Linked DNA regions of Mus musculus: region 1 is linked to region 2. The links are chromatin loops, found by intact Hi-C in ENCODE. Cell type or tissue: gastrocnemius. All regions are shown on one strand.

What was found. Peaks named below come from ENCODE experiments on the same cell type or tissue, not always from the same donor. Only the 100,000 strongest peaks of a DNase experiment are listed, where the experiment ranks them.
Region 1: a loop joins it to region 2, with 2.8 times the contacts of the local background. A loop is called at or near these places in 11 of 42 quality-filtered maps.

What each region holds. Positions count from the first base shown.
Region 1 is chr12:100,184,023-100,186,522 of GRCm38, reverse strand. No RefSeq gene overlaps it. Among named protein-coding and RNA genes, the nearest start is that of Gm10433, 2.7 kb to the left of the region's middle. In gastrocnemius, a CTCF peak has its summit at 1,301 (motif pointing left); no DNase peak of the experiment used is centred here; H3K4me3 peaks cover 265 bases; H3K27ac peaks cover 806 bases.
Region 2 is chr12:100,478,986-100,481,485 of GRCm38, reverse strand. The region is part of intron 3 of Ttc7b (tetratricopeptide repeat domain 7B); the gene reads left to right. It overlaps Gm36375, which reads left to right. Exons shown (of 2, transcript XM_006516439.4): 2 at 1-2,500. Among named protein-coding and RNA genes, the nearest start is that of Gm36375, 15 kb to the left of the region's middle. In gastrocnemius, a CTCF peak has its summit at 1,339 (motif pointing right); a DNase peak (open chromatin) is centred at 1,380; H3K4me3 peaks cover 566 bases; H3K27ac peaks cover 2,500 bases.

The sequences.
Region 1 (2,500 bases), 290 kb after region 2:
CTGAATTCTTTAAATTGACTGCCCTGGTTTGTGTATCCAGGTTTTCTCCATTCCTGTACCCCTGCAAGATTCCTGGATTGATCAACATCTACTTACATGGGTGTGTCAATTTGTCTTTGACTAACAAGAGTACACACACTAAGTGTAGATTTTTCCGATTAGATAATGCATCTAGAAGCAGTTTTTTCTTTCTTTCTTTTTTTTTTTTTTTTACTACAAGCCACACACTCTGATTTGCAAGTTATTGCTATTCTTAATCTAACTAGTTTTGAACAACTGTTGACTTGCATACCTTTTAAGAATATGTAAACCATCACCTTAACTGAGTGCCTATCAAGACAATGCCAGAGTGCGCTGAGCTCATGGACGTTGCAAAAGAAAGAAACTTGGAGCTTTGCATAATCTCTACATAGCAACAACCACTCATATCGCTAACAGACAGTATTTCAGCGTTTGGCAGCCGGTGCTAGGAGTTTTCACTTGCTTCGAGAAATAAAGCCGAGAAGTCTTCAGGGGCTGGATTCCTTCAGTGGTTTTGTGATAAATTTATCTCACACAGTTCTGAGGATTGCATGATCTGTGAATGTGTCAAGACTGCAAACTGTAGAACCATGGATACAAGGTCAGGCAATTGCTAAGTACTTAACCTGTACTCTCTGACCGTAAGAGAGGAAGACTGTCCATCCACAGATTGACTCATATCTAAAAGAAACCTTAAACAATACTTTTAAGGTTTATTTGTGTGTGTGTGTGTGAGTGTTTTGTTTGCATGTCTGCCTATGCACCGTGTGTGTGCCTGGTGTCCTTGGAGGCCAGAAGAGGGCTCCAGATCGCCTAGATCTGAAGTTTCAGACAGTCATGGGCTGCAGTTTAGGTGCTGGGAATCAAACTGGAGCCTCTGGAAGCAGACCAGTTAAAAGCAAGTGTTCTTAACCCACACGCCATCTCTCTAGCCCTGACACTGCTTTTCTTAATGTAAGTATGTTTAGGATAGTCTTATACAGAGTTGGTATGATGGGCTCATAAGGCAATTATTACAATGTCAAACTTTCCTAGTTTTACCATTGGTTGTGTCTGATAAAGCCCACCCTCTGTCCTAGGTAAACCAGACAACGAATCTCCTTTGAACTGTTTCTAATGCCTTAAGATGAATAGAAAACATCCAATGCCTTAAGATGGGAGGATGAAGGGCTGGAGAGATGGCTCAGTGGTTAAGAGCACTGACTGCTCTTCCAGAGGTCCTGAGTTCAATTCTCAACAACCACATGGTGGCTCACAACCACAGCAATGGGATCTGATGCCCTCTTCTGGTGAGTCTGAGGACAGTGACTGTGTACTCACATACATAAAATAAATAAAACCTTTATTTAAAAAAAAAAAAAAAGAAAGAAAGAAAGGATGAACAGAGTGAAAACAAAGACAGAGTGGTTTGGGTTCCTTTCTGGAGTTTGATGGGCACGAGGAAATAAATGCATTTCTAGAGTCAAACGTAACTTCTGTCTGCTGGTTTTCTTTCTCAGTCCCTGCACATAGTTTTGGGCTTTAAGGTTCTTAAATTTTTTTTTCCTGTTAAATTGCTATTTTTAGTCTATTTAAGATAAGGCTTTGCTATATAGCTTATGCTGCGTGAAAGTTTCTGTATAAGAAAACCTACAGAACTAATACTTCTATATTAGTGGCTTGGAATTCTTCTGAGTGGCTGGGATTATGGGTATGGGCTTTATGCCCGACTCTTGTAGTCATTTCAGAATCCTGCTTTCATAGATTGGCCTACTACACCTCTCATGCTGGTGGGCTTTGCTGCTGGAGTCACAATTCATGCAGGCAGCATTTAGAGTTCGGTAAAAGGCAAAGCGCATTTTCTGTCCTAGTTCGTGGAGCCTCTGAATTTTCTCCATGGAGTCCAGGTTAAGGACAATTCACTCTCCGCTTCTCCATTGCCGTTCTGGCTCCACTTTTGTCCCCTTCTGTTTTCTGACCTCTCCAGCCTTCAGTTCAACAAGCCACCACTGCTTTCTGTATTACACGCCTGTCTGGTTTTGCTGTAATCTTGCTTAGTCTACAGCAGATTGTCATGGGTTTAGTGCTTTTTTAGGAAGGGCAGACGTTTATTTCTCACGGTTCTGTGGCTGAGAAGTGCATCATCAAGGCAACATCAGACTGGAGTCTGGCGGAGGCTCCTCCCGCTAATACAGTGCCTTTCTGTTTCATCCTCATAGGGTGTGAGGTCAAAGGCCAGAGGGACACCGATGCTCTGCTTCATGTGGCAGAGGAGATGAAAGGCCCAGGCAGCTCTGACGCCTCTTTTATAAGGAAGTTGAACCCACTCACCAGGGCACAGCCCTCATGACTAATCACTTCCCTTTTTTATGGTATAAGTTCCAGCATAACTTTGGAAGGGACACACAGTCACGTTTTGGCACATTCCCATCCCTGGTTCTATCTCATGCCCTTGGTTTAATCTGTAGCCCAGATAATCAACCACATCTACCTGGATCAT
Region 2 (2,500 bases):
TCTAGGCTGGGCAGTGAAGCTGTGCCATGTCCACGCTGCTTGCCTTGCTTCTGTGTACAGAGGAGGGGTGGAGCTGCCTCACAGGCTACCCTACCCGCACGAGACCGTTTGTTAGCTTTGCCCTGGCATGCCGGGTACACAACTGGTCATGAACTCTACTCGGATAGACACTGGTTGTTAAGTCGGAAGTGAGGGAATTTCAGCGTGTCTGAAATCCTGTCTATTTAGATGAATATAGATGTGGTCCAGCATGCTTTGAAGCACATAATCTTGTCTGTGGCTCCTTTCCTGCTGACCCTCACCTCCAGGTCTGTGGACTGCCTCCCATCTGTCTGGCTAAAGAGCCTTTGTAATGCAGTTAGCTCTTGCACTGTGGCAGTCGGGTTCCTCCTAGAATCTCCTAGGGGCCCGGACTTGCACCAAGTCTGATTTGGGCTATCACCCGGCCTGGCTCTTGTGTTTTGACTAATTGGATCCCAGGTGCAAGCCTTGCTTGGTCACAACCCCTCCTAGTCTTCTGTGGCTGCCAAACCATGTCTAGTGCTCATTTTCTTCCCCCAGATATTCATGATGTGTTGGAAATGAAGAAGAAAACACACACACCCATATTTGGAAAGCTCAGAGCTCTCTTGGGGGCGGGAGCAGGGCACAGACTGTTCTGTGGACAGCGAGGTGTTGCAGTGTGGCGTAGGGTGTAGCTGTTCACAGCGGGCTGGGGAGAGCGCAGAGCAGGAGAAACAGGAAGCCCCACTTTGGCTGCATGTCCCTGCCCTGTGCCTTGCCCAGTGCCCATGAGAGGTGGCAGCTTCTGTGCAGAGAGGCCTCAGGGTATGTAGGGACTACTGAATGCTGGGTTCTGGGATGTAGTACTAAATTATTGGTGGTGATTGCATCTTGCAAGGTGTCCTAAACATGTCCTAACCACTTGGCCCTATTCCCCTTGATCCTTGCTACCCTAAAGACAAGCATGGCTACAGGCCCCATTTAAGAGAGCTGGTGGGAAGATTCATCACTCCACCTCTTCACGGTTGTGTCACCGTGAGACTGCACACCCTTAGTGACAGAGGTTGATCCTGGTTGTGTTGAGGTCCTTTGAACAGCAGCTCTTAGAACCAGTGTAGACTCTGCAGGAGGTTGTGGACAGACAGCCTTTACTAAACAGTGCAGGCAGCCCTCAGACTTTTTTGTTTAAGGATATCTGGGACACTTTGGAGTTCCGGACAGGTTTTAAAAATCCAGAACCCAGAATTATATAGCAAGATGATAAACCAAAAGCTGTGGCTTAGGGCCACATCTGTCAGGATCACAACTTTTTGCAGGGGTCAGAGGTCGTTCTGCAGTAGGTGGGCAACTGCCACCAGGGGTCGCAGGAGCCTCATCAAGACTCAGACAGGAACCACTGTAGCGCATGCGCAATTGCTCCTTTCCAGGTGCATCACATACCTTACTTAAATTTACATGCCTCAGTACAGGGGAACACCAGGGCCAAGAAGTGGGAGTGGGTGGGTAGGGGAGTGGGGGGGGGGCATGGGGGACTTTTGGGATAGCATTTGAAATGTAAATGAAGAAAATACCTAATTTAAAAAAAAAGAAAAAAAAAGAGTTTTAAACATGTCCAATAGCTTATAAGACAATAATAGTTTTTGACTCTGGACTTTAAAGACATGCCTAGTTCTTTAAATTGTGATCAATAACATATTTTCAGACCCAGCAGTAAAACCAATCAACCTGAAAAAAAAATTATCTGCTTGCCATTTGTGTCTTAATACCTTATAGTTCCTACCCTGCTCCAAGGCAGGCTGACTTAGCGTCCCTATAGGCCGAGCTGGCATTTGCAGTTTCGGAGACTGAGGTCACTGGGTTATTAAACGGGAGTTCAGAGATGCATGGAGAAAATTGAGCTGCCTGGGCTTCTCTGTTAAACTGGAACTATAGTGAGGAGGGTCCAGGAATGCCCTGCACTCTCTAGGAGGAAGCTCCATAGCCTGTAGTTGTTCAGCTGGGTCACACCCAGGCTTATCAGCCTGTCATGAATGCCTGGGACAGCTTTAGCAGAGACTGAGTTTACACAGGGACCTTTGAAAAGGGAAAGAAAACATGAGATCGTTAGCGGGGATCGTGCCCTGTATCCTCCTGGGTGAAGGTCCGTGGTAGTAAGGAAGCCCATGTGAAAGCGCCAGGGTTTCCTGACGGGTTCTTTGAAGCAACAGAATCTTGTCTTAAGCTTTAGCAATCGCGTGTTTACAAATGAACATGACCTTCTAGGTGAGCAGTAGAACAAGACAGTTCTCTGATCTTTGGGGGTTTGTGTCCCAAGAAGCTACTGAAGTAGAAAGCTCACGAATCAGTGCCTGAGACCGTGTGAGACACCGGACACAGCCTCAACTCCCCTGTGCTTATGTCCCCTGTGTCTAGAGAGCGTGCAGGAGACCAGAGAAGCCTCATTGCGTTTCTTTGAAAAGCTGCTTTCTGCATTTGAAGCTCTGAGATCCCTTTGGAT